Regions from separate parts of the Homo sapiens genome. Here regions 1 and 3 are each linked to region 2. Evidence: chromatin loops called from intact Hi-C (ENCODE). Cell type or tissue: sigmoid colon. All regions are shown on one strand. Links, peaks and the distances in the headings refer to the core of each region. The heading gives the core; the rest is flanking DNA.

What was found. A loop is a pair of places that touch in the nucleus more often than their neighbours do. Peaks named below come from ENCODE experiments on the same cell type or tissue, not always from the same donor. Only the 100,000 strongest peaks of a DNase experiment are listed, where the experiment ranks them.
Region 1: it touches region 2 in a loop (5-fold over the local background); 2 of 110 quality-filtered maps call a loop at or near these places.
Region 3: it touches region 2 in a loop (6-fold over the local background); 4 of 110 quality-filtered maps call a loop at or near these places.

Annotation. Positions count from the first base shown.
Region 1 is chr9:80,601,479-80,609,352 of GRCh38, reverse strand. No RefSeq gene overlaps it. Among named protein-coding and RNA genes, the nearest start is that of LINC01507, 780 kb to the right of the region's middle. In sigmoid colon, for the core only: a CTCF peak has its summit at 4,027 (motif pointing left); no DNase peak of the experiment used is centred there.
Region 2 is chr9:80,793,780-80,801,653 of GRCh38, reverse strand. No RefSeq gene overlaps it. Among named protein-coding and RNA genes, the nearest start is that of TLE1, 890 kb to the left of the region's middle. RefSeq lists enhancers at 2,935-3,446, 2,597-3,869. In sigmoid colon, for the core only: no CTCF peak of the experiment used is centred there; DNase peaks (open chromatin) are centred at 3,133, 3,363 and 3,633; H3K4me3 peaks cover 587 bases.
Region 3 is chr9:81,668,183-81,676,056 of GRCh38, reverse strand. The region is part of intron 4 of TLE1 (TLE family member 1, transcriptional corepressor); the gene reads left to right. Among named protein-coding and RNA genes, the nearest start is that of TLE1, 17 kb to the left of the region's middle. RefSeq lists an enhancer at 2,389-2,683. In sigmoid colon, for the core only: no CTCF peak of the experiment used is centred there; a DNase peak (open chromatin) is centred at 4,056.

The sequences.
Region 1 (7,874 bases), core at 2,877-5,376, 190 kb after region 2:
GGGGAGGGAGGAGGGATAGCATTAGGAGATATACCTAATGCTAAAAGACGAGTTAATGGGTGCAGCACACCAGCATGGCACATGTATACACATGTAACTAAGCTGCACATTGTGCACACGTACCCTAAAACTTAAAGTATAATAATAATTTTTTAAAAAGTAAATAAATAAATAGAACTATTCTTTAAAAAAGTATTCAGAAACAAAAACTGGGCCAGATAAACCCTAATGATGTATTGAGTTAATTAGATAATCAAATACTTTTTGAGAACACACATTAGCACTTTATGTTTGTGATTATGTTGAAATATGCCATCCATTCTTCTACATTATGTACAATGTTGAGGCTAACACTCTGGTGATACACTTCTGTTTTATTCATTGCAAATTTCCTTGTAAATCCAATTCGGCATCAGTTTTGTTCTGGATCAGTCCTGAGGACTTTGATCTAGTTCACTGCACCCATAGGTAGAAGACTGTGAAAATCTTGATTCTGTAAACAACTTCAGCTTTTGATCTGAAAATAAACAGCTTCTAGGGAAATAGGACCAAAATACATTTTATTTCCCTGGCTCTGTTTCTTTTTCTCATCCAGAAATTCCAGCTGTATACAAATCACCTACCTCCACATTATATCTGGAAGCACCTTTTGGGTACCTCAGATGTATTCAAGAAAATGTTCACTGTCTTGCAGGCACAGTGCACTGTGGTGTGGCTGGGTTAGGAATAGCAATGTTCCTGCCAATGGTTGCTAAGCCAAGTGCAAAGTCTCTCCCTTTGAGAAACCAAGGACTCAATTTTTAAATTAATAGCTTCTGTAAGTTTTCAGGGTATCAGTGCTAAAGAGGAGTGAAGAGCACCTATTTTTTTTTCTTTTTACCTGACAATCTGTTTAAGGGATTTCAAAGAAGTATTGTTTGAACCCAAATGTGTTAGAGAGTTTAGAGAAGCAGCATGTACAGGTTTTTACCTACAACTCTCTTCCCCTCCCCCCCCAATATAGGAAGGATTCCATAGGTTTAGACAGGGCTAGCTTTGAGTCTAGGCCGCATATTAATAATATTTTTCTCTGAGGGTGACTAAAATTATCTAGCTCTTGTTTCTTCACTTGGTTCTGCCATGTCCCAGCAGGTTTTCTGCACACTCTCCAAATAAACTTCTAAGGAGTCCCCTTAAGTGATCAGTCAGACATGTAAATTTAAATCAGATACATTTTATCACAACATTCCTTAGCCCTTTGGAAAATTCAGATAAAGTATAATCAAATTCATTTGGGCTCATTCAAAAATTTGCCAAACATGGTCAAATTTTCTTAAACATAATAGTGTAAAGTAAAAGACATATCTTAAACTACAATCCATCTGTAGTTAAATTATTTATTGTTTTACTTTCTGTCAATAAATGTTCTATGTTCTTATGTTAGAATTTGAAGAACAATAAAATGTACAGAGAAGTAAATTATAATCTTATGAAAATATAGATTGTACCAGTCTATGCTCATGATAATTAATATGAGCTTCAGATAGACGTGGATAGAAAAGAGAAAAGAGTATTTTATTTTTAATCTTGCAATTCATTTGTCTTAAGGTTTTATGCTTTGACAATATTTTGGTTGAATACTTGAAACACGTTGAATAAAAATAATTATATGAAATGCTCAGTATTACAAAATTGGCATCACATTGTAAATTCAGTTTTATATCCTCCTTTTTCACTTAAATTTATTTTTGATCATTTTCCATGTCATTAAACAGTATTTGAAAATGCAGTTTTAATGGCTTCATAATAGACTATTGTAAGAAATACCATAATATATTTAATTAATCTCCTATTGTGAGACACTTAAATTGTAACTAGTTTTTCACGATTACTAAAAAAAAGTTATAAACAGCTAGAAATATAGGTTTTTGACTGCATATTTCTGATTGTTATTTCTCTGGGAAGACTTTCTTGGAATAGAATTACTCCCTCAAGGTTTATGAATATTTCTTATGGTTTTGAACATATCACCAACTTGCCCTCCCAAATGGGTATATGCATTTTCAGTTTAAGTGTCTTTCAAAGTATTGATTCTAAATGTAAATATATATACATGTTTTGAAATTTTCTGTTCTCCCCTACTCCAGGGCTGGGATATTCAAAAGATTTCAAATCAGATGGTTCACTTAATAATTTATTTAGCTGACGTTTTCACAGATGGGTGCAAAATATGTTATTGCAATATTTTAGCACTTCTCCTAGATCATTAAGATCATCTGACCTAATCAAAATATTTCATTTAAAAGTGAGAGATTACACCTCTGGCTGGGTGCCCCTATTTACTTAGAAATGATTTCTTCTGTTTTTGAGTGTCTGTTTTGAGTACATAGTTATTAGTTGTCCACATGATTTTGGCAGGGAAGCATTGTTAAGTCTCATTATTTGTATAAATATTGAAGGCAAGGTTCAAAGAACTTAGCCTAATATGTGACACATAAAATACATGGTAAAGCTATGCTTCAAACCTAGGTCTAGTTGTTTATAGAAACTCCGTTAAGTCCCCTCTTCTCTTCTTGATGTCTAATTAGTAGATTTGTGGGTTTTTGTGATACAAGCACGGCTTTTGATGTAGCTGACTCATAAGCATTAGGCATTGGAACAGATTGAAATGGAGGGATTTATTACTTTATCTCCAATTCAATCATTCGCATATCCACCTCTGTTTATTCAGCACCGTCTATGTACTAAATCTTATGTGAAACACTGTTCTTCAAGATATCTGGATTTGAAATTCAAGAAATCCACACTTATTTTGGTCAAGGAATATTAAATTCTCAACATGTACTGTGTCAGAAAGTGCAGCACACAGGCAGAGAAGAGCAGGCTCAAATAAATCCCAGGATCTGCTGTGTCAAACTTGACACTTCATATGCTCTGATTTCTCGAAATTAACAAGTGAATACTCTGAAGGGCCTTTCCCATTGTTATTTGTCAGGCCTCAGATTTTTCCCCATTTATTTTTCTCCCAAGATATTTTTGCCTACAACTATATTGTTCAGTGTGTTTAGGGAAAAGAAATAGCAAAGTGATGTGATATATCAGAAAAATAATACTAAAAGCAAATGGAGAAAAATGGGGCTGAATCCACAAGGAAACCACACTTCAGGTGACATTGATTTGTATCCAGGAATAACTAAAAGGCTTTCTAGTGATTCTAAATACTTAAGAGCATATTCATTTCCTTCTAGAAGAAACCAAAATTACCCAGTAATTTAATTCATATTGAACTAGAGAGGCAGTCAGTTACATACACACATAACACGTAAACTCATGGTTTAGCTATGCCTGTTTCCAAGTACTTGAAACTGAAGGGTTAGAAGCGTATTTATACAACATCAAATGAGGAAACAACCTTCGGCTATTGTTAGCTTGGCCTTGGGGTTCTTGGAATGTCAACTTATAGATCAAAGAGTTGTAGCCAAATTGCCTATGACAGAATATTTTCTCTTAGAGAAGCAGACAAATGTCTATCATGCAAAGTTGCTGTTCTTGGCAACAGCAATAAAGGTACTAGCAGTATAATGAGTTAAAAAATGAAAAGGAGGAGGTTGGTAAAACTCCACAACACACATAAATTCCTTCTCTTCACTCTTTCTTTTGCTCCTGAATTGTTTAGGAGTTTTTGTTAAAAAAATTATTAATATTTTTGTATTACCCATAAAGATAACTAATAGTTGGTTACTGACAGATCTGTTTTGGCAAAGGATTGCCATCTGAAAAATTTACTATAGAATGTAATCTATAGTTTTCATGTTATATTTTTGAATAACCAACACTTTTCCATATGAAAATAAGGTATCAGAGGTATACCTACATCAATAAGAGCAAGTTGGCTGGAAAAAACTGTCTTCACCTTTTGTTCAGAATGCAGAGTTTTATGCAAGAGACCTTTCTCCTGCTAATAAAACCTCTCCTAATGTAGATTTTCTCTACAGGTTCTTTGCAGCAAACAACCTACCTGATTTGTACAAAAGAACACTGCTCTCTAGTGGAATAAGGGAAAAGAAATCCATTACCTCATTCACTTGCTTTTCTTGCATTGTTGGCTGCTGCTTACGAAAGGCTACTGAGCTTTGTCCTGGACTTATGACATGTTATGATATATGGCTATAATTATTATGATATTATACTGTGAAGTGGTTTTGCTCTCGTAATCAAGCAAAAATATTTTTCCCCAAACCCTCTTTTGTAAATTGAAACCGGTAGGTCTCACTATCCCTTCCTTCCTAGTGCAGCCTCTACCAACACGAATAAACCCTGCAACTAATAATAATTTAATTTACACAGGAACTTGCAATAATTTAACTCACATCAGGTTAATTTGGAAGTGATTAATGGCAGCATTTATGGATCTGGAAAGTTTTAATAATGGTTTACTTGTGAATTTATAGTGTTCGTGTTCCAGATCATGGGCTGCCTTTTTGTTGAGCACTTCGTCTGTCTACCCTCATCATCCCCATGCATGATATTCATCCTCCCTTTTCTGTCCTCCAATGTGTCACAGGTTGACGGAGACATGGCACATTTTTAATGCCACATTTTCTGTCTTAGTGGAAATAGGCCACAACATTATTACAAATATGCTCTGATGGGGGACTCTTTGCCCTGGAAATGTTGTTCTATGGATCACTTTTAAACAATACTTCCGGGGATCACTGTCTCCTTTGATATCTTTGATCACCATTTTCATGCATTTTGAGCTGGCCAGCAAGAAATGGGCTTTTTGGATTTGCCATAATAGTTTTGTAGCACTGGGTGGGTGCAAATGCAAATGGGAATGTGTAGTAACTATGCATTCTGAACAGACACACATTTTGAGGATTAAAACTGCACCCGGCAGCCCTCCAAAGACTTATCAGCCTTCTCTATTTGTAAGGCTCTGAAAAGTAACTTTAAATTTTTTTTTCTTGTAGCTCCCAAGAATTGAAGGTGGGAGAAGCCCCTCTTGTCTCAGAATCTTCATATGCAAATAAACATGCCTATATGGTACCAAGTAAGGATGCATAATTACCTCCTCCAACAGACATTATTTAAATTCTATTTTCTGATTAGCATTAGAATTTTAGTATAAAACTGTAAGTAGCAATTTGAGGAAGCAACTTTTTATTTCAGAGACTGTTGGCAACAAAGGTGAGCTAGAGGCCTTGACAGACTTATAGCCCTGCTAGTCAGTAGAACACACTTGCCCATTCCACAGCCTGTTTTGCTTCTGTTCTGATTCTGCTCTGGTTTTGTGGACCATCAAATACGGTTGTGAGCAGCAGAAGTCAAGAGCAAGGCAAACAAAAGGCGTTTTGTGAAAGTGAAAAGCACATTTCTCCTTTCTTATGCTTAATATTTACTTTATCTTCACCCTTTTTCACATCTGGACGAAATTAATAATCTCTAACTAAATCTCTTTTCAAAACCATTAAAGAATATCACACTGAACTAAGTGTTCTGTTATTGAGAAGGTAGTAAAATGATGTTTCTTTGTAAAGTTATCTTTTCTAAATCAGTGGAAAAAAGCAAAGCTCAACTTCAAAATTCTGGTCAATGTGGCTTGTTAGTTACCATTTTCACATATGTATGAACAATAGAATGCCATTTTTTAGGTGGTAGGAGCTGCTATTGAAAGTGAAGAGGCTTATAAAGAGGTGGAAAGAGCATTGATAGAATAAATACATTCAAGCTTCAGCTCTTCCACCAAGATATTTTGAGCCTTGAGTTTTGTCACTTCTATGTGACTCTATCTTTTTCATCTGTAAGAACTACCTACATTAATAATTGCTATGGAAATTAAATAAGACAATATATGAGAAAGATTTCTGAAAACCAAACATGATGTACGGCACATATGGAGGACTTTGAATATTATCTTGTCTCCATGTGAGCTGTGTAACCAACTCTGGTTTCTTAATCTCTCCAAACTTGAGTTTCTGCTCAGTAAAAGGTCTAAAAGAACAAGCTATCTGCAACTCTCCATAGTTTTACCATTAAGCAAGAATGGAGCAGATACAGAATGCTCACAATGAAATCCTTTTTAAAAGGAAATATTCCAGCCATAGCAACTTTGAAGGCCTCCTACTTTGAAGGTGAGGACGTTTTCTAAATCAATCAGGATTCTTGGAGATACCTCTTGTTCATTGTCCTTCATAACCCCAGGTGCAGAAATATTTGAGATTCTTTTCGGTTTGTTATACTTCAGCACCATATTTGAAGTGAAAATTATGACAAGTGCACAATTTGGAGACTGTACGCTTTCTTCAGGCTCCCTCTCACTCACGTAAATGTGGGGTATCAAGAGTTATTTTAAAGCTTGGCCAGTCAAAGATTTTTCAAAGATTGAGCTTATGGTTTGTCAGTACACTTTCTTCCACGATTTAATGGAACTGTGATCCCTTTTTTTGTAGAGAATGCCATGTCCCAGTAATTCCTGACAGTGTTGAACTTCATCTGATCTCTGTGCTACTGAAAAAGAGTGATGGTTAAGAAATCTCCCATCTTTTTGTGTTCCTGGAAATAACTTACTACAAAGAACCACCCTTCCTAATATGAATAAGACGAAACTCAAGGATGGCCCCTTGTTTACCTAAGACGACGCTAGACACAGAACTTCCACGTTCACATTATCATATCACAAATGATTGGCTGAGCTGTTTGCCTCCATTGATCAATCTGTGCAAAGTGCCCGTCAAATTGACCTGACCAATCTTTAAGCAGCCTCTCTCCTTCCTCCAGGCCCCAGAACTTCATTTTGCTTCTAAGCTTAAGCAAGCGCCAAAATGCCGAACAACTCTCGTACACAGCCAACCCCTCCTGAGAGCTGGCTGACTGTAGGGAAAATAATTTCCTGATTGACTGTCCAATCATACTTCCTGCTTAGCCGCCTCTCCAACACTGTGTTCTTTCCAGCTTTGTTTACTCTTGCCTATAAAATGAAAAGCCCTTTCTGCCTAATCTTTGCAGATCTTGTCACTGGTGTATTCTCCCTATTGCAATAATCTTTTTGAATAAAGTCTTTGCTTATTTTAGATTTGTTTTTGACAATACCAAAGCTATTTTCTAGACAAAATTCTTAAATTTATTTCTTTGTTTTCTCATTTCCACTTCTCATTATTGCTTACAGTCTTTCAATCTTAATATCATTTGAAACAACTGGTGGGGAGGCTACTTTCTTAAGCCAATCTCAGCCATGAGTCATTTTATTCAACTAAGAGATATAGCTGGGCCATGATAGCTTCATGACAAATGGAAAATCTCATATATGTTAATGCCCAGTTATTTTATGAATCTGAGATTGAAACATCCGCCAAGTGTCACATTAAGCGTCTTAAGCAGCTTCATTTACACCTCCCACAAGCTGCCCCTAAAGTGAAGAACGAAATGGAAGATGAGAATTCACAATGATGAGGTAGCATGAATTAAATAGGAGAGATTGAGGAAAAGTTCTTGGAGAAAAAAGATATATATATAAATATATATATATTCATATATATGTGTGCAAGTACATATATATGTGCATATATACACATAAAAAAAGAAGACATTATTAATAGTTCATTTACATCTAAAAAGCATTTGAGCTATTTAAAAGAAAAATAAAGCAATCTAGATAAGAATAAAATCTTGGGAATCATGTAAAGCACAATGACAATGATAACACAAATATTCAAAAACATGGATTAAGAAAATGTATTTAGGTTTGAGCTCTCTGAAAAAGCACAGACAAAATAGGATTGGATTGATCATACAGTGTTCAATGTAAGCATCTGTGTGTAACAGGATGAAAAATAAATTGGGATCTGTAACTACAACTCCTTTTGAAAAAAGTAAAGCTGTGATAATGGGAGGCC
Region 2 (7,874 bases), core at 2,307-4,806:
TTTAATCACCTACTGCATTAGTCTGCTTGGCATCAAATTTGCAACAAAGATGAAAGATATATATGTAATTTCTCAGCTTACATTTTGCAATAACAAAATACCATAGACTGGGTAGCTTAAACCATAAAAATTTGTCACAGTTCTGGAGGCTGAAAGACCAAGATCAAGGTGCTGGCAAGATAGGTTTTATTCTGAGGCCTGTTATCTTGGCTTGTAGGTGACTGCCATCTCACTGTGTCCTCACATAATCTCTTTGGGAGTGTGGCATGGAGAGTGAGAACAAGCTTTCTGGTAACTCTTCTCATAAGGGCACTAATCCCATCATGAGGGCCCCACCACCCTTAGGACCTCATGTAGCTTTTTTTTTTTTTTAATTTGATTTAAGTTCTGAGATACGTGTGCAGAAATTATAGGTTTATTACATGGTAAAAGTATGTCATGGTGGTTTGCTGCACCTATCAACCCATCACCTAGGTATTAAGCCCCACATGCATTAGCTCTTTACCCTGATGTTCTCCCTCCCCTTGCTCAGACCTCATGTAATTGTAATGATCTCTCAAAATCTCCATCTGCAAGTCCCATGGCATTGGATATTATTGCCTCAACATATACATTTTGGAAGGACACAAATAGCCAGTTCATTATACCTGCTCAGTCACCTTCTGATTATTATTTAGGTTGAACCCTTGTCCAGATGAGAAGGAATCACAAATACAGGCTTTGATTTGAGACTGTAATGTATTAGGAGTTCAGAACAGTGGAGGACAAGGCAGGAAAAGCCCACAGCCTCAATATACAGAAGTAGGACAGGACATTATGGAGAATTCAAAATAACAAGCCAAGCAGGCCACCCAGTTGAGTCATCAATCTGAGTTGGATGGTCTGAGAAAGTAAGCCCAGGCAGGAGAGAGGTTATAGGGGCAGAACTGTGAAGAGTAAAAGTATCCAGAAGAAGGATGGTACCAGGAACCAGGAAAAATTCTCCAAAGCCTTATGAACAAAGCCACGGTCATTTTTATGGCAATGCAGAAGATGCTATGAGAGGGCCCATCTGACTTAGCCATATATTTGGCTTGCAACTTTGACTTTGCTACATGAAAAGAATGTTTTAGTTAAAATTTGATCTATGTGTCAATTCTATATTTTAAATAAACATATTAAATAAATTGACCTTGCATTTTTTACATGTAGTATCTTTCTTACTTGGATAATGTAAGTTCAGCTCCCTGAATACGAACAATTCTAGGTATACCCTTAGAAGTAGGGTTTTAAATAACAAAGCCAAGGGACAGAGTGTTAGTAGAGATCACACTGCAGGAGGTTCTCCCTGTTGCGACTACTCTTCCAAGATGTCATTTTCCATCAGCCAGGGGTAAAATTACAAAAAAAAAAAAAAAAAAATCCTCCAAATCACAATGACTTTAAGCAAAACAAAGATGCATTTCTTTCTTTCAATCACAGTCTAATTTTGTATCATTGGGAAAGATGACTCTGCTTCACTCTGTTACTCAGGGATCTAGGTTCACTTCCTCTAATGGCTATCTTCTAGAAACTTGGGTTATTTGCTGGATTTTCGGCATCGGATAAAAGAAGAGGAGGGTTATGCAGAAAGTATATGAATGTCAGGTCTTGACATGGAATACATTATTTCCACTCATATTCCATTGGCTAGAACTCAGTTGCATGGTCCCTGCAAGGGTGGTTGGGAAATGCAGTCTAGTGTGTCTAGGAGGCAAAGGCACCAGATAATGGTAAACACATATCTTATGATTGCTATATCTCTTTATCTGCTTATCTCTCTACAGCCTCTTCTCCACCAGTAGGAAAGTTGTAAAAAAGAAGATCTACAACAAAAGATACTCCAAATTATGCTTATGTTTTAATAAATATAATTTCTAAAAAAATTGATGAACAAAAATCTGGACAGTGGTCACAAAGTCAGTTTCAAATGGTTTTGAGCATATCTGTGAACACACCATATGTTCCAAAAACAATTAGTCATTGTTCAATATGAATAGACAGAATTGTAGCCAATAAATTTAAAATAAATTCTTGAATATACTTAGCATTAGAAGATTTGATATTATTTGAAAGCTCTGGTTACAGTTCTTTATGGCTGTTTATTTGTCACGAGAAGCATTAAGTTTTCGCCTAAATCCATATTTCAATAGAGTATTTATGCACTTGGTTCAAGAAAGAACTTGCCAGTGGCCTTCTGAGAGACAGCCTTGGCACTAGCAACTTTGAATAATACATCAGGGAAAAAGCTTTCAAACAAATTCTTTAGGTTAAAAGTAAGCTGTAGCCATAACTAATATGCGATGACTTTTACTTTATATCAGAGGGAAGAAATAGCCTCTTATTTAGTTAATTCTAGAACTACACTCTCTAGGACAATGACAATTAGCCACATGTAAGTATTTAATTAAAATTATATAAAATTAAAAATGTAGGTAGTTACTCTGGCCACATGTCAAGTGCTCAGTAGCCTTAAGTAGCTCGTGGCTATCATATTGAAGACAGAAGACATAGGGCATTTCCATCAACGTTGCTCCTGGGTAGCAGTGATCTAGAAGTTTGCTGACCCATAGCCATGCGAGAGGGAGAAACAGAGACAAAGAACTCTGGATCAGGATGTCTGTTACTTATTCCTTTTTTTCTTTGTGCACAAATATGAATGTGTTCGGTACATTTTAAAAAATCAAGCTTAAACAACTGGGTGTTTGCTTTGATGCCTAAGGAAGGGCAGCTAGCTCATTGGGGACTTTTATTTATTGCTTTTGTGCTAGCAAACAGACTACTAAAACAATTGAAAAGAAAGCCATTCTGTTTGGTGTGAATGGGCATAATAAATTAAATACAATGCAATTTAACCTATGATACTTAAGTAACAAAATATATCTGTATACATTTTAAAATATGAAAGCCAAATAGGCTACTAAAGTTTCTTTCTCTCTCTCTCCTCTCCTTTCCATACACTCTCCCACATCCTTCTATTTTTTTCTGGTTCCTGGAACATTCTGTTTTTTTTACAAGCTAACAAGTTTGATGTGGCTCTGTGTCTTATTCCCTTCCAGGCTTGCAGCTGTTTTGGCAACAGAAGAAAAAATCCCCATAACAAATCAAATAAAAGCCCTTTATGTGAAGAGGAATTGAAAACAGCAGGCCTCAAAGAGGACTGCACATGAGATGCCTTGTTCTGGCTTTCAACACAACTCAAATCAGAAACACATTACCATAATCTGAAACAGCCCACTGCTAACACAAGACAGATGGTGGGTAATAACCCATGCATCATTAATAAATAAATTCCAGCATTAAAGGCTTTACAAAGTATGACAACATTATCTGGGCACAATTACTGCCCCTCTCCCACCCCCAACATCATTTCAGTGTGTTATGGGATATGCTAGGTTTATTTTTTTTTTTTTTTCCCCTCCAACTCCATGGATCTGAAGGAAGTTTAAATACGACACAAGTTTTAACCAGATGAAACCTATCTCAGTGTACAAGACAGGTCTGAAACTCCATAAGGGAAAAATAAAATAGCTGCCAAAGTTTAATAGCTCACATGTTCTGGTGTTGGATCAGCCCACAGCAATTTATTGCACTGCCCTCCATGCGCTGGCCTCACCCTTTCTGGTACGCCTCTGTGCCTGTATTGCAGTATACACTCCAAGCAAGAATCTTGGCATCACATTTGCCACAAAGCTGAAAGATATATGAGTAACTTCTCAGCTTTCCTTTTGCAAACGATACCATCTGTCTCTTTTCCCCCAGCTCCCCCCACCAAGGGGGGAAGAAAAAACAGCCTCTGATTAAATTGAAAAAAGGAGAGAGAGAGAGCATTTTAACTCCATAAATGTTGGAAATTTAAAAAAATTATTTTGTTTTGTTTTAATTTGTTTGTTCAATGGGATAATGTTATTCCAACAGAATGTGAGGAGTATAAGAATGCAGCAATGTGACACAGAACTGTGCAGACCTCTTTGGGTGATGTTGTCTGGAATTCCCCAGGGTAGCAGCGTTCCTGCAAAGCCTAAGTGCCTACTTCCTATGCGTGCCATCCTAAGCCAAAAGTCAAGCATGGTCCTGGCCATCAGTTCTGGAAAAATACAGGCCTTAGGAGAGCAAATATTATATTAGATTCATCCTATATAAATTACATATTCCTCCTCAAAAGTGGGTAATATAAGCATTTTTGTCAAACAGACCAGCATCATGTTTTTAATGAAAGAGATAAACTATTTTACATTAACTCACTTGACAGGTGAAGAGCTAGGAACAGAGAAAATAATACATGCTAACCAGGCTAATCCAAGATTACTAGAAGGCCAAGGGAAAGTATCTCCGTGGCATCATCCATTGACCCAAGTGGTCAGTCATGTGGATGTGATTTATAGTCCGTGAGTACAGAGTTGCTTCTCCTGATCCAGGCCCTGTGGGGGTGGGGGAAAAGAAAGAAATCCCTCTCTGGAACAGCTGTCCCTTTTCTTTCAGCACACAGAGAATTTTCCTTCCACTTAGACTCATGTGAAGGCTGATCAGCAAGACTTTTCTAATTAGCATCTAAACCCTTTGCCTCTATGTCCTCTTCTTTCCCAAACTTAAATCAATATTTTTTATGTGTACATATGTATCTACTTTCTCTTAATTCACTGTGTGTTTATCTTATTTCCTCCATTAAACTGTGAGATTCCTGAGGGTAAATACTATGTCTAATCTATGCCCTAAATTCCCCTTAGCACCCAGTACAGAACACCACACTCAGGCTAAATGAAATGACAACTCAGAGACAGACGCCAAGGCCCCTGGCAGCGCAGACTCGGATGGAGTCTATGAGTTCCAGGTGAGTCTGTTCCAAGGCAGTTTTTCTTTGAGCTCTCTCCAACTTTCTCTGGGAACAGCTGCTGAGGGACGGTCAGAAGAAGGTGAGTTAAGCTTTAATTGGTTCCTGAGGTACGCAATTTCCTCTATGATCTTAACGTGATGAAGGGAAATTTAAATGGACTCGCATATTGAATCGATAGACAGAGAATAGAGCAAAAAATCATACTGATCAAGGAACTTTCTACAAACAGCACATTCTGTAAAAGTAAGGATTATTTTCAAAATGTCTTGGTGTATTTCCAACTCTATAATTTCTGGATTCACATTTGATAGTCTCCATCTTCTATCTTGTGGTAATTCCCAAGCAGGACAATTTACTAAGCTATTATTTTTTCATCATCATCATCCAGGTCAAATAAGTGACCAATACACTTCTTATTTTGCCCATTTTGAAGCACAGGCTATGGTTTTAAGTTGGTTAACTATATTTAACCTCTGTTCTCTGAAGTTTTAAGGCCAAAAATCAAATTCCATGACTACAAACATTAAAACTGTGAAAAACAGTATGTAATTGCACATTCATGCTGTAGTTTAGATTGTTATTTTTACTTTTACATGTAGCAAAGAGCAAAATATAGCATGAAACATATGAAGGACGAGTTACTTTTTTTTGATAGTCAAGAAAGTCTTTGTCTAGGAAATTAAGAGGTGATGTGTTCATTAACGAATGAATATTTTTGTGTGTCAGGACTTGCACCAGGGATTTAGGTTAATGTGATGAGCAGACCTTAAAGTAATGGAGCAGAAGAAATAAATCAGAACAGTGGGCTGGCTGAACAAAGGGGGTATTTCCACGTAGACGACTATGATGAGGAAGCAAAGGGTAGATAGACATTCTTGTGAGACCAGGTAGAGGGTAGATAGACATTCTTGTGAGACAGGTAGAGGGCCCAGGAACACAGAACAGTTTTCTACAGACCTGTACTAGTTGAATGGAGGGAATACACACTTAGCACACTGTATCCCTAGACATGGACAGAGTTGGGGTTTGCCACCTCTTTGAGGTATTTCCAGCCCAGTATTAGTAGCTATTCCTCTTCATTTTTCTGTATGTCTGCCGTTAGAGCATATGGTTCAGTTTAACAAATACTTGTGAAGTTTCTAGTGCCTCATTTTCCTTATCTGCAAAATAGGGGGAAATTCTAAATCTCACAGATCATTGAAAGATTAAATCACACATGTAAGGGTCTTAAAATGATGCAAACATTTATGGAAAATGATATGTTTTAGCTTTTATTCTTACAAAAATTGAATCCCTGGGCTAGGCACTCTAAATACAAAATAATTCCTTTTCCTTGCCATCTGGAAGCTTACCATGTGGGGGTAAGATCAATGTAGGAAAATGATTTTTATGTAATAAGGTAAGTGATACTTGCATTCACTCATGCAGAGGTATTTATTGAGCACCTACTCTGTGCCAGGCACTCACTGTATTAGGCCCTGAGTATGCCCTCATAAAAAAAAGAAGACAGGATCTCTGCCCTCATTGACTTTACACTTTAGTAGGACATAGGGAAAGACAGAGATTTTAAAAATTCACAGAAGTAAAGCTAAGTTATAATTGTATATGACTACCACACACAAAAAAAGATGCTTCCAGAAGATTGTTCAGTTGTTTCTAAGTGTGCAAGGCAGTCAAGTGAGATAAGGACTTATAAATGTTCCTTGAATGGGTGCTGTTCATAATTACAGTTTCTTTTGAGAGCTAATTCCAAAGACTGTTGATTGAAGCCAGATTGAAGTGGGCTGAAGAAGAAGGGGAGATAAAGAAGTGAATACATTGATTCTACTTACGGTACACTTTTGAGAGCTAAAATAAAGATATGCCCAGGAAACTCAGTGTAAGTTCAGCATCCATTTCCTGGAGGAGCTAACATCTTGCCCTGAATCTTAAAGAATGAGTTATGCATGTAAAGAAAAATGAGAAGGATATTATAAACAGAAGGATAGCATCCCTGCCCGTCTCTAGAGATATACATTGCTAAAGTCAAAGATGTGTGAAATGGCAATATATATGTAGTCTGATCTATAAAATTTCCAGATTTGATCATTTTCCAAAGGTCTGGGCTATGCTCTTGGCTTAACATATCTTAAATATAATCCTAGTTTACTTTGTCTAGGTGATAACAATGTTCTGGCTGGTTATCTCAGTCATCTTTTGCCATAATAATGATGCCTAAATAATAACCACATACCCATGACATAGAACAATAAACATTTATTTTTGTTGTAAAGTCTATGGATCATCTACATCATCCAGGGCTTGGCTTTGCTGATTTCAGCTGGGCTTGCTCGTTTATCACTGGTCTACTCTGGGCCAGCTATGGACTGGCTGGCATAATATATAAGGCTTTACTTGGAATGACTCAGCTCTTTTCATAGTTCCTCATACTCCACCAGGCTAGCATGGGTTTGTTTTCGTGAGGGTGGCAGAGTTCTAATAGAATGAATGGGGACGTAAAAGGCCTATTGAGGGCAAGCTGAAACTGACACGCCGTGTCTTCTTCTTCTTCCTATTGGCCAATGTATGACACATGGCTAGCCCAAATGATTAAATTCTCTACTCCTCCTGTATCTAGGAGGAGTATCTAGTACTCCTGTCTAGTATCTAGTATCTAGTACTCCTATGCAGTATCTAGTATCTAGTACTCCTCCTATATATAGGAGGAGTATTTAACCATTTTTGCAATCAGTTTTTCTCATAGGTAATTAATGCTTTTGGAGCATAGTGATTCCTTTGCAGATCTCTCTTCAAAAGAAAGCTGAAACCACAAATACTTCATATTGAGATATCTTATTTGTCAGAATATATCTGTCAGGGTGCATTTGGCATCTTGCTAGTTAGTTTTTGGAGATTAGCCATTCTACCACCACATCTTGCCAATCTTTAGAGTGGCATATGTTAAATAATGAATGTTCTTGCCCCTTGCCAGCTAGTTACTCATATGCTCACCTATTTATCTAGTTTTCCCACCCACCCTGGA
Region 3 (7,874 bases), core at 2,877-5,376, 870 kb before region 2:
TTCAACAAGTCCATGGAATTCAGATTAAAAACTCGAATCAAGAAAACTAGTGTGGGTCGGCCTGGTGTGGTGGCTCACGCCCGTAATCCCAGCACTTTGGGAGGCTGAGGCGGGCGGATCACGAGGTCAGGAGATCGAGACCATCCTGGCCAACATGGTGAAACCCCGTCTCTGCTGAAAATACGAAAATTAGCTGGGCGTGGTGGCAGGCACCTGTCATCCCAGCTACTCGGGAGGCTGAGGCAGGAAAATCACTTGAACCAGGGGGTTGGAGGTTGTGGTGAGCTGAGATCATGCCACTGCACTCCAGCCTGGCGACAGAGCGAGACTCCGTCTCAAAAAAAAAAACAAAAAAAAACTAGTGTGAGTCCTTATGCTAAAATTAAAAATGAAATCTTTTCAGTTCTAATAACCTTATCTAACCAGTTTTGCTCAGTTTTTCTTTTGGAAGAGTGATCTGTAGTCAGTAACCACTGAGAGTTCTTAGTGAGGAGTTTTATTGTAGTAATATGTTTGGGTTTGGACTAAAAAAGAGAGATAAACAAAACTAGCATGTTGCTGGGGCCTAGGTTTGGTGTGAATTGAGCATGTGCAGGCATTACTGTCCCTGGAACTGCAGCTGCCAATAGAGTGTAGATGAATTGCATGACAAGCTTCTCTCAAGGCATTAAACTTGACTTGTCACCAGATTTCTTAGTAATAATGAGTATAACCACTGATTATTTACTTAGTCTTTACATAGTGTCTTCCATTCTCCCAAACATTTTATTATGAAAAATTTCAAATTACAGAATAAAAGAGAAATACACAGCAATACCCATATTATACCCACCTGTATGATACCTGGAGTCTATAAATTAACATTTTGTAATATCTATCTGTCATATATCTTCCATAGGCTCCTCCTTCCCCCAAAATCAAGAAATAAATTAATAATATGGGGAATTTGGAAGGACTTGATAGAGGATCAGGCCTTTCTTTAGCTACCGACCTTGGCTTAGACTGATAACATGAAGCAGGGATTTCCATGTACTTTTTTTAAAATTTATTTTTTGATTTTTTTCAGTAGAGATGAGGTCTCACTATGTTGTCCAGGATGGTCTCGAATTCCTGGACTCAAGTGATCCTCCCACCTCAGCCTCCCAAAGGGCTGGGATTACAGGTGTGAGCCACCACACCTGGCGTCCATGTACATTTTAAGAATTCTGTCTTCACCTGTTTTTATAGGGTTTTCCTCCTAGACTTGCCCTTTGTACTTTTGGCGTGGTTGTATTAGGTGATCCACCATTACACGGTTTTTAGGTGATTTCTTTCTCAACTGTCACTTGAGATTTTATTTAACGCAGAAAAGCTGGACTCCCCTTACAAAGTCCTCCTCTCTTTGTTCTGACCCCTCAATGAAACTTGACTTATACTTTACCTTTAAGATGTAACCAGTATATTTGCTGGGGGAAATATTGTTAGCAACGATAGGTAAGAAAATAGAAATAATTTTGCAAAAGGACTCTGATTTTGAACTTTGTGTGTATGGAATTGTCGTGATGGAGATTTTCAGTTGGCCTCAGGGACCTTGGGTGGTAAGGGGGTAAGGACCAGAAACAAAACCTCATTGAGGACCCCAGTGTGTGGAACCAGGCCCTTCAATGCTGTGGCCTTCCGGTTGCTCCTCAGGAGCATAGTCTTTGTTTCCTCTTGGTGCCCTCTTGATGCCTTGAGCAAACAGCTGGTCAGAGCTTCTTATAAGTACAGTGGCCAGCCAGTGTATTGACACGCACAGACACAATAGAAAACTGCATTAGAAGGCAAGCCATTGGGATTTGCAGTAAATGTATTACAGAACACAAGTGACTTGCTGATACTGCTTGTTTAGCAGTTTGCAAGGGCAATGGCAGTATGGATTTTTGAATTAGAAGGGAAGGGCTGTTCTTTCTCTGTGTGGGAACATCTAGTTGATGGCTGGGGAGAAAATTGATTTAGAGAACAAAATGCAGCCACCGTTATTTGTGCCATTTGAAAGGCCTCTATGGATTAGTGAGTGAAAATAAAAAGGTTGCTTTCGGTTTAGGAAAGAGGGTCTTAACATTGATCTGCGTCTTGGTCTGGTATGGAGAGAATAAAGGATGGACCACCAGATGGAGAAAGGGCATCCAGGCCCCATGCAGCCTGCAGATACAGGTACACACTCCATTCTCACATAGTTGTCTTTCTCAGCTCTTTGGCTTTCAGAAGTCGGCTTTTTGGGTTTATTATTACAGTAAGCTTTTCCAATGACAACATTAGAGTTGTCATAGCCCCCATCCGTGGAGCTCCCATGTGCCCTAGGAATTGGTCCGCCAGAAGCCGCCCCCTCCCCGTGTCAACCTTCCCAGCCTCCCTTTGTGTGGATACTAATTATTCCACCTTGAAAAAGAGAAAACAGGTGAGTGGGATTAGGGGATGACAGTAGCACCTACCCCATAGGGTAATTACCAAGATTAAGTGAGTTACCAAATGCAGGAGCAGTTGCGTAGTTTCCTGGCATGGGGGCGCTCTGAGGGATAGCTGTGATCTAAATAGCAGTCCCTTTAAAACTCTACCCCTGCTCTTGGACTTCTAGGCCATGCTTCACTGATACTTCCGTTTTGTTTTTGCAAACCCAGCTTCCTTCCTACCTCTGAACTGATTTTCCCATTACCGTGTTTTATTTCTTTCCTTCTAAGATCATAAGCATTTATCTTTAGGCTTAAAAGGAGAAAAAAAAAAAAGGACTTGTTGGCAGTCTGTTTTTTTTTTTTTTTTTTTTTTAAATGAAGTCTCGCTCTTGTCCCCCAGGCTGGAGTGCAATGGCGCAATCTTGGTTCACTGCAACCTCCACCTCCCAGGTTCAAGCGATTCTGTTGCCTCAGCCTCCCGAGTAGCTGGGATTACAGGCGTGCACCACCATGCCCAGCTGATTTTTGTATTTTTAGTAGAGTCGGGATTTCACCATGTTGGCCAGGCTGGTCACAAACTCCTGACCTCAAGTAATCTGCCTCCCTCAGCCTCCCAAAGTGCTGGGATTACAGGCGTGAGCCACCGCGTCCGGCCTTGTTGGCAGTCTTTATTGTCTAAGTAAAATGTCTTACTTTGGCCAAACAGCAGAATGTGTCCTTGGAAGGCAATAGCTTTAAGTAATGTAACTATCAGTAAGAATAAAGTTGTGTTGAGTTTTTTCATTTAAAGGGATGGAAGAACAACAAAGGATTTGGTTCATTCTATCAAAGTAAGTTTTGGCAGAATAAGGACTAGGAGGTATATTTCAGAGTTTTTCTTTCGAATGTAACATGGAAAATTTGTCATTTTGAAAACAAGCAGGGTATGGAATTAGAGGGTCAAGTTGTTGCTTGGTTACAGAAAGAAAAAATTTCATTTTGATGAGGGATATGTACACCTGTGGGGAGTGTGTGCATGTAGTTTTCTTTTTGCTCTGTAAAGTACTGTGCAAAAGTTGTGAGTAGAGTAGTTGTGGTGCTGTCTTTCTTCGTCTACTCCATGGGCTTGAGATTTTTGTTGACAGTCAAGGTTCACAGCTGCTGCTGATGTACTAATATTTGGGGAAGCAAAAAAAAAAAAAATTGTTGGGAGGCTGAGGCGGGACAATCACTTGAACCTGGGAGGCGGAGGTTGCAGTGAGCCAAGATCGCACCATCACACTCCAGCCTGGGCAAAAAGAGTGAAACTCCATCTCAAATAATAATAATAATAATAATAATAATTTATTGCAGGGGAGAAAGGCAGAGCCATTGGGATTGGTCAAACTGGAAGTTTAGGCTGTTTACTCTTAATCCCAAGCACAATGCAGTAGAAACTTCTTGTGTGTCTTTGTAAGTATTTGAGATAAAGCAGGGCACAGTTCAGACAAGTTGTGCCAGTACCTGCTCTCAAACAAGCTCCAAAGTTGGCCGCCTTCTGATCTGGGTGTGCTGAGAAGCTCCGCGTTCATGGCTCTTTCTGCTTAGCTTGAGAAGTGGCCCTGACACCCTGAGGATCTGTAGGGGAAGCACTAGGTTCTTGACAACCCCCTAGCCTGCCAGTTGGCCTGGGTCCCAGAACTTTTTCCATTTGTAAGTGGGCTGGCTCATTTACAGTGCTTGGGCCATGAGCTCCCTCAGAGCCAATGTCTCTGCACAGCTACTGAGGAGATTGGAATTGGACCATTGAAATGTATCCAACTTCTGTACTTTTTAGCTGACCAAAGGCCAAAATCATACCACTAACTTAGGAGGGGAACTGCTGACATTTGAATCTTATAAGAAATCTGTATTTTATAATCGACTACCCTAGATGCTATGATATTTATGAATTAAATGGAAGTATAAGGAGGAAGTATAAGGAGGTTTCAAATACTGACTGGATTTTTCTGAGTATATAGATTTTTTTTCTTTTTTTTTTTTGAGACGGAGTCTCACTCTGTCGCCCAGGTTGGAGTGTAGTGGCGCAATCTTGGCTCACTGCAAGCTTCGCCTCCCGGGTTCAAGCGATTCTCCTGCCTTGGCCTCTCGAGTAGCTGGGATTACAGGCACATGCCACCACGCCCTGCTAATTTTTGTATTTTTAGTAGAGGTGGGGTTTCACCATGTTGGTCAGGCTGGTCTTGAACTCCTGACCTTGTGATCCGCCCACCTTGGCCTCCCAAAGTGCTAGGATTACAGGTATGAGCCACCATGCCCGGCCTTCATTTTTCTTAAATAGAGACAGGGTTTCGCCATGTTGCCCAGGCTGGTCTTGAACTCCAGGGCTCAAGCAATCCGCCCGCTTCAGCCTTCCAAAGTGCTGGGATTACAGGCATTTGCTACCATACCCAGCCTAAGAATACATTAGTTTTGAACTGGTTGTTAAATCTGTATTCATCCTTGTTTCTTTTTTGTTTTGAGACAGAGTCTCACTCTGTTGCCCAGGCTGCAGTGCAGTGGCGTGATCTCAGTTCACCGCAGTCATTGCCTCCCAGGTTCAAGCTATTCTCCTGTCTCAGCCTCCCAAGTAGCTGGGATTACAGGTGCTCACCACCATGCCTAGCTAATTTTGGATTTTTAGTAGAGATGGGGTTTTGCCATGTTGGTCAGGCTGGTCTCGAACTCCTGACCTCAGGTGATCCATCTGCCTCGGCCTCCCAAAGTGCTGGGATTAACAGCATGAGCCACGGCACCCAGCCCATCCTTATTTCTTGACTAATTTATTAAGTATGGCTTACCTACCGAAAGGGTCCCAGACAGATCAATGTCAGTGTATCACTGATCTTATGCAGCCATTGTTTGGGTTATTATTTTATCCAAGATCAAATACCCAAAAAAAGCTGTGATTTTTTTTTTTTAATTTTTTTTTTTCTGATTAGCTTCTGGAACTCTCAAAGTGCTGAAATTGCTCAAAGTTAATAAGGAATAAGTAACAATTGTTGCTTCTCAAAGCAATATAAAAGGTGGCCATGCCTGCAATCCCAGCACTTTGGGAGGCTGAGGTGGGCAGATCACAAGGTGTCAGGAGGGTCAGGAGTTCGAGACCAGTCTGGCCAATATGGTGAAACCCCGTCTCTACTAAAAATACAAAAATAAGCTGGGCACAGTGGCGCACGCCTGTAGTCCCAGCTACTAGGGAGGCTGAGGCAGAAGAATCACTTGAGCCCGGGAGGCGGAGGTTGCAGTGAGCCAAGATTGCCCCACTGCACTCCAGCCTGGGCGACAGACCCAGACTCTGTCTCAAAAAAAAAAGGGAAGGGACTTTTGTGTAGACTTTGCATTGTGAGAATATTGGTATTGACACCATTTATAATTTGGAGTAGAGTTTGAAGACCAGATTCTACTGTTTGTCGCATACTGGTTAATATGGCTGTAAAGAGGAGATGAATGTGGCTACTTTTCCAAGTCTATTACTCAGGAGGACTGTAAATTTGATTGGCTGTTACAATTCTAGCAGAATCATTCGATTTGAGAGCAATAGAAAGATAAGATATCCAATTACCCAAATGATTTGCAGGGTTGGCCAACGTTGTCATGGAGACACGAGTTGGAACAAATTAAATTTTAAGCAATAAAATAATCTTAAAGCCCGTCTGGGAACAAGAAAATTTGGCAGTGGCACTTACCTGAATTGAATCTTAGCTTGACACGATGTTGTTTGACATTGATATACTGTGGGGGCCTAAACTTATATGTGGTACAACATTATCTTTAAAAAGTCGCTCGGCCAAACCAGCAAAGGGGGACCGTTGGTATAAAGTCAGGGTTATTAACATTTATTTATTCTATGGCTTAAATGATGATTAGACTCTGGGTTCCCAAGAATATTTTGTATCTAAGGATTGAAATGCCTAAATAATGATTAAGCAGCTTTAATTGGACACTTGGGGAAAAAAAGATTTATTTAGCAGCAATGCGCAGTTTTTGGAACTGCCCTTCCTCTTTGTGTGCATGTCTTTTGGTGTGGGGGGGGAGGGTGGAGGTGTAAGCATGCATATATTTGCATGTACAAGTGAGGAGATTTTGGCACATGCCCCTACACTGCAGATGATTCTCTGTATTAGTTAAAATTTCTACTTTACAGTACTGCTTGCAGACTGGAAAATTGCGTTCCAGACTTCAGCTGATGATCTAAAACCTGAATAAGCATTAGTCTGTGGCTTAGAAGGTTATTTCCCCTCATTAATATATTGTTTAACTGGTTCCTGGCTTGTGCCACGGATTTGAAAACAGCCGAGTGGCCCAGAAGGAGGGAGGGCTTTTTATCCACATGTCTATTAGACAGATGGAGATGAAAATTGGTCTGAGGTCAAGCCATTTGCAGCGTTCTCACAGCCTTCGATTTTCCTCTCATCCTCACCACAGATCATCTCAAATGATTCAGTAATGACCAAAAGTGCAACATTGACCTTTATTCCCTGGTGGATTACTGTGTTTCACAGTCCAAATGGCAGGAAGTCTTTTCTGTTCTTCCAGAAGGAGTGCAGCATTATTGAGCCAACCCAGCCCTGTGGGAACCACACAAATGCAGACCAGTGTAACAGAATACGTGGGTTAAATTTGGTTTCTGGTGCTGTGGGAAACGAGAATTGACATGTCCTGGAACCCACATAATTAATGGAAGACTATCTAGGATGTTTTCTAAAAACACACAGGAGCATATAAATTGATTTGTCCACTTGTAAAATAACTTGTGAATTACAGGAGTGGTAACTTCTGGTGGCCCCTGGTTTATAAATTGTTCTTGTTTCCATTATCTTCAGTTCCTCTCTCCTTATTTAATGCTTCCCTAGTATATCTTAGACAATACTGTAAGGCTTTATAATTTTAAAATTATAAATTGACATGACTGAGCATAAAGGGATGAAGGCCTTTTTTTTGGCATACTTTTAATTATGTGTATTTTTGGTCAGTCCCTGTAACTCTGAATAGATTCTGTCCCATACGACACTTTTTTTCCCATCCTGAAAGTAGGTTGATTGTTATCTTGGAGGAATGGTGATTATTTTTCTCTTACTTAGATTCCTCTGTGGATTGTATAATGATGCAGTGATTGGGGTTTTTTTTGGTAAAGAAGTAATTTGTATTTAAAATGTTATTCCTGTTTGCCTCCACATGCATGGGTGAGTCAATATTCTGTGAATCCATACACCATGGCACCTGTCATCTAGGATCCTTTTGCTTACTCTCTTCTAAATACTTAAAATAATCTTTTCCAAAGGTTATGCTTTGAAAAATTTAGCTAGCATCCCAGATTTCATTTTAATCGTGACTAAAATGCTTTTGAGAAAATAAAACTTCTTGACTGTTAACTGTTCACAGGTTCTTTTTCTGCCTCAGTGGCTCCAAATTTTAATCCCTACCCTTGCCCACCACAACTTCCAACTTCCTTTACATATCCTT